Linked DNA regions of Homo sapiens: region 2 is linked to region 1. A link is a loop called in an ENCODE intact Hi-C map of the cell type or tissue named here. Cell type or tissue: breast epithelium. All regions are shown on one strand. Links, peaks and the distances in the headings refer to the core of each region. The heading gives the core; the rest is flanking DNA. Region 1 has its middle 4.4 kb from the start of CD101. Region 2 overlaps LOC124904387 (a long non-coding RNA gene).

Region 1 (2,917 bases), core at 233-2,732:
GGAGAGAATGAATGGGAGGTCAGTAAAATCTTCAGGGGAAAGGTGGCATTTTAAAGTAAAATTTATTTTCCTAGTGAGAATTATAGTAGAATGGGGTACATTCTACAAATTCAGGTCTGGAGGCATCTAACTTTATCTATCTATCTATCCATCCATACATCCATCCATCCCTCCATTCACTCATCCATTCTTCTGGTTTTATTCATTAGCAATGATACCTATTAGCCCTCCAGTGATGGTCAAACTACAAATATTGAAGTCTTAAGTGAAAGGCCCTGTACTTCCCTTTTCAAGATACTATGCAAGGCTTGGGGGATAAAAGAGGTGTAAGAGGGCCCTGCCCTCCAGGAACTTGGGGTCTAGTTTAATAAACAGCTGAGATAAAAAAAAAAAAAAAAACAGCAGCCATATACGGCAAACATGGGTCTGGTATCCGATCTATAGCTCAGGCAAGAAATAACCTGAATTAATAGGCTGAAAAGGCAGGGAACAGTCGCAGTAAGTCATTCAGAAGAGCCTGGTTTTAAAATTGGTCCTTGGACATCTAGTATGATGCAAATGGGCAGGAAGGAGAAGGACATTTCAGTGTGGACAAATACAATGTACAGAGGCAGAGGCAGAGTCAGGGATGTGCAGATTGTATTTTGGGAACAATTAAAGGGCAGTCTGCCTAGGATGGAGATTTCGAACAAACTCTCCAGGCTACTAACTATAAAATCAGTGAGGCTCAAGTTACAGGAATTTATTCACCATTTTAGTTGCAGAAGTTGGGGGTCACCCCCAGGCACCAACACTTTAAGCAAATGTGGTGAATGGAGTAGTTACTGCTGTGTAACAATCAGAAAACTTTGGTGGCTTGCAACAGCAAACATTTATTTCTGTTGACAAGCCTATGGGTCAGCTGGGTGGCTCTGTTAATGGGGCTGTGTCCTGCTGACAGGAGCTGGATGGTCTAGGATGGCCTTGGCTGGGATGACTCAGTTCTCTTCCACATGTCTCTCACATCTCTCTGGCAGGCTGGACTGGCACATTTTCATGGTAATGTCAGGGGTCCAAAAGAACTAGTGGAAACACAACAGCATTTTTTAAAGCTTCTACTTACATCATGACCACTACCATCCCATGGGCCAAAGCAAGCCACATGAAAGTCCAAAGGCAAGAGATGGGTTAATATATACTCTGCCTCTTTATGGAGGGGAACTACAAAGTGATAGAGCAAAGGGAGAGATTAACACAAACAAACTGAGGCCATCAATGCAATCAATCTGCCATGTGCACTGAAAAGAGAATTATTTTAGAAATAAGCATTGACCACAGAGACAATCATTGCCAATAATAGAGAGTATCCTGTATCCACAGAATATATATAACCCAGTAAATGCTATGCAATTTCTCATTCCTGGCTGTTGCCAAAATATTTTTTCTCTTTCCATTTCAGTGGCTTCATTTCTGCCAGAATTTAACATTGACAGGGTGATGTTGCCTCTTTTCTGGGGGGAAAAAGAAGCTCTCTGTTGTCAAGAAAAAAAAAAAAAAAGGAAGAAGAAAAGAAAAAATAGAGCCAGCAAGACAGACAGTTATTCTTTTACCTTGGGAATTGTTGCATTGCAATTGTATCATTTGAAAGGAATGTAAAAATGTAGTTCCTGATTCAGATGGGGGGAGAGAGTACTGGACAAAGAAACCAGGAAGGTACTAAAGGAAAAATTCTGTTCTAGTTCCTGGAAGATTAATAAAAAGTTCTTTTTTTCAGGTTGATATGCGCCAATATTAGTTCCACAGAACCATAGAAATTGCAGGTATTATGTCCTCTGATCATAAGCACTCAGGCCCAAGAAATATTTAAATAGGGACCTTTTACATATCAGGCTCTGTGCAAGGCACTTTACATATACAGTCTTATAGAATACCTCATATCACTATGTGGTAGGTATTACTAATCCCATTCTACAAATGAGAAAACAGACTCAGAGTATATCAATATCATGGCTAGAAAATGGCGGGATTCTAAGGCTGCCTTCTCACTTTTGGTTCAGAGCTCTTTCTAACAAACCTTCTAGCTAGCTACTCATGATTTACAGGAGGCAGAATGTACGATAGTGAATGGCTGGAGGAGGGGGAAAAAACCCTAAGGGGTCAGCAGGAGGCTGATCATTATTTCACCCCTTATCCCACTTGAGCTCTTTGAACTCAGGTCAAATTGATTACCGTTCCACAGGGCCTGGACTTGCCCATGTGAGGGAGACCCTGAAGTTGAGCTTCACCTCTGCATGTGTATAACACCAAGCAGTCACACTACAAGAAGGGACCATAGTGATCTCAGTCAACTCCCTCATATAACAAAGGAAGAAACTGAGGCCTTGCATAGGCCCAGCTGGGACTTGGCCCCAGTGATGGAGGATGAAGTCCAGGTCCCAACTCCCCGGCCTCTTTGCTCTTCCTTCCCACTGGCCCAGCTTCACCAGGAGCTGATGAGTTAACCAATCCTGAAGAAGTTTTCAAGGTGGGTGACAACTCTTCCTACCTGTGAGGAAAGCATGAACTAGGTTTCTATGGAGGAGGCAAAGAAGCATGGGGTGCAAAATAGGGCGAGTTTAGCTTCCTGACAAAAGAGGAGAAAGAGAAACAGATGGGATCCTAGGCCATCTCCTGTTTTCTAAGTGAATACTTCCTTGGGAAGGGCTATTCCTTAAATTTCCTGCGGAGGGTCAGTTGACAACAAGCTATAAAGATTAAAAAAAGTTTAGGGGAGGGGATCAGAATAGGCCTTAAAGAGAGGCAGAAAGGAGGAGAGGAGACAGGAAGCTCCCTTTACCTAGACCCTAGATCCCTCTTATCCCCTTGGGGCCAGACACCCATCCATTGCTTACTCAGTCCATAAAGAAGCTCAAGTGTCTCCTATCCTACTAAATAGCCA
Region 2 (2,917 bases), core at 267-2,766, 140 kb before region 1:
AAGTGTCAGCAGATTTGGCTTCTCCTGAGGCCTCTCTGTCTTGTAGACAGCTGCCTTCTTGCTGTGTACTCACAGCATTTTCTCTGTGTGTGTGCACTCCTGATGTCGCTCCCTTTTCTTTTTCTTTTTTTCCACTGAGGCATTTTATTTGTAAGTATGTATCACATCCTTAGAAAAAGAATCCCAGGATTTTCCCTCCTGTATGTTTTTGTCTTACTTCTTTGTGGTCCATGATGCCAGCTTAGATTGTCAGTACAATGACACCAAACTGGCGAGATGGGAGCAGATTTGTCTGCCATTTTTCTAGATCTTTGAGTTGCACATCAAATCTGGGCCTGATCACTCCATACTTGTTTAACCTGCCTGTGAGGTTCACAGCAGTTTTCCCAGCTCTGTGATCATCAGCGATTTCAAATTTGCCAATGTAACCATGCTTCATCAACACAGTTAGAAACCAGATGATGACTTTGGAGCATAGCCTAATAAGAACCTGGCATTTGCCTCCTTTTCCAGTGTTGATGTTCTTGAGAGCATCAGCCAGGGCGTTCATGCATTCCATTATGGCAGCATGTAGAGATGGCGGAAGGAGGATGGGAAGGGAGGGCACATGGAGTTCCCCTTTTGAGGACACCCACCATACTGGATTTGGGCCCACCCAAATGACCTCATTTGACCCTAATTGCCTTTTTAAAGGCTGTATCTTCAAATAGAGTCATGTTCTGAGGTATCCTGGAGGTCAGGAATTTAACATATAAATCTGGGGTGGGGCGGGGGCACAGTTCCATCCATAACATGGGCATATATGAAGGAACTAATAAAAATTAGCTATTATTAAGTACGTGTGGTGGTCAGAGCGAATGAACATCAAGGAACCACAAAAGAAAAAACATGAACTTTGCTTTTTTCCCTCCATTTGACCAAGAATAGATGTTTAATGCTTGAACAGCTGCGGCACAACAGAAAGTCTTGTCCAAATAGCTACTGATAGCAAACCAGGCCAGAGGACACTTAAAAACTAGAGCACAATGGCTCAGCAGGTAGATGCTGTTAAGGGAACAGAATTGGCTAATGGCCTCCCCAAACCACAGGTTACTATTTTAAATGTTACAAAAGACCATAGATCATGAAAAGATAAAAAATAAACCAGTGTGGGTCCAATCTTCAAAGGAGGAGAATTGAGTGATAAAGGGGCAGTTTGTCTCCATGTGACTAAACTAAATTGCTGAGTGCTAGGGATGTTTTTAGGCTAGAGGTAGATTACAATCTTTTCTGTCCTGGGGCTCTCAGGATAGAAACCGGTGTGTGTGTGTGTGTGTGTGTGTGTGTGTGTGTTTTCTTTCCTTCACCCTTAACTTTTTGTAGTCCTTGAAGACTGAAAACACCTGTGTGCTGGCCAGTCAGGCAAAAGGGATACAGACACATTTACTTCTAGAGCTACGTAGTGTAAACATAAAAGAGGGCTTTTCTGGGGAAACACAATCAGATTTCAAGGAGCAGGGTAATCTCTGGGCCCTTATAGCACTTAGGCTGGGTATAGCTGTACTGGACTCATCAGGTTCAAGTGTTCCAGTAGAGAGTGACCCTTCCCCACAGTAATGGTCTATATTATATTTGCAGGAAAAGTAGGCAACCATGATGCTATGCAAGCCCTCAGTTGAAGAAATAGCCCTGTTGGAAATTGGAACCCCCAATGCTCAGGAGCTGTTATTAGGTTGTTCTTCCAAGGACTTCCAGGGCCTTTCAGATGTATATCTGCTCAGATAAAGAAAAGGAATAATCCCACCTCCCGAACAGCCATTGTAGGAGGGTCAGGCAATCCTCCCTACATACAAATGTCATTGAACTATTGATCAGCTGAAACTGCAACACAAAGGGTGACCACATGGGTGTGGCCACATGTGCATGTTGCCAGCTCCCTGCCAGGTATGGGAAGAAGAGGCCTGCAGGACTCTGCCCAGATTTGCATTATCGCTCAGGTGAACAATTGCCCCAGACTCTCAACTAGTCTTCCTGCCTTCATACTTCCAATTAGTGATCCAAGAACTACCCCCTACCCCCCACCCCACCCCCCACCCTTTTTTTTTCTTTGAGACGGAGTTTTGCTCTTGTTGCCCAGGCTGGAGTGCAATGGCGCGATCTCGGCTCACCGCAACCTCCGCCTCCCAGGTTCAAGCGATTCTCCTGCCTCAGCCTCCCAAGTAGCTGGGATTACAGGTGTCCACTGCCATGCCTGGCTAATTTTTTGTATATTTAGTAGAGGCGGGGGTTTCACCATGTTGGCCAGGCTGGTCTCAAACTCCTGACCTCAGGTGATCTGCCTGCTTCAGCCTCTCAAAGTGCTGGGATTACAGGCATGAGCCACCACCCCTGCCCGAGAACCACCCCTTTAAGGGATAATACAAAAATACAAGTAATTTGCTTCAGGAAGAGGAGAGCAAGCATTCATTACGCCTGCAGGTTCAAAACAGAAGAGTGATCAAGTTGAGAAATAAACAATTCTTTCCCAGGTCAATGTGTCATGGTGCGGTGGTTTGATCCAATAATTCTGGCAAAGTCCTATGCATGTTCTTGAGAGAAGGTGGGAAGATTGTCTTGATTGGAGCTGGGAAGACAGAGAGAAAATGGCCACTCACCTAGTGGGTTAAATAAGCCAAGAATCCTTTAGGACTGAAAATAGGTGATTCTCAGCTTTCTTTAATTAATGTGCAAAAGAACTTGGGTATGTACATAAGCTAAAAATTATTGACGATTTTTAATTTATGGAGAAAATAATTACTCCTAAATCCACCTCCCTAATAATGATCAAAATGTGTATGCTTTAGTCCTCATCCGTTTGCATACATATTTTGAAAAGCTGTGATCATAGCCTTTGTCTTGAATAAATGTATATTATTACATACCCAAATATTTGCTAATT

Evidence for each region. Peaks named below come from ENCODE experiments on the same cell type or tissue, not always from the same donor. Only the 100,000 strongest peaks of a DNase experiment are listed, where the experiment ranks them.
Region 2: it touches region 1 in a loop (15-fold over the local background); 3 of 110 quality-filtered maps call a loop at or near these places.

What each region holds. Positions count from the first base shown.
Region 1 is chr1:116,995,929-116,998,845 of GRCh38, reverse strand. No RefSeq gene overlaps it. Among named protein-coding and RNA genes, the nearest start is that of CD101, 4.4 kb to the left of the region's middle. In breast epithelium, for the core only: no CTCF peak of the experiment used is centred there; no DNase peak of the experiment used is centred there; H3K27ac peaks cover 348 bases.
Region 2 is chr1:117,135,862-117,138,778 of GRCh38, reverse strand. The region is part of intron 1 of LOC124904387 (a long non-coding RNA gene); the gene reads right to left. It also overlaps the pseudogene RPS15AP9. Among named protein-coding and RNA genes, the nearest start is that of TRIM45, 16 kb to the right of the region's middle. In breast epithelium, for the core only: no CTCF peak of the experiment used is centred there; no DNase peak of the experiment used is centred there.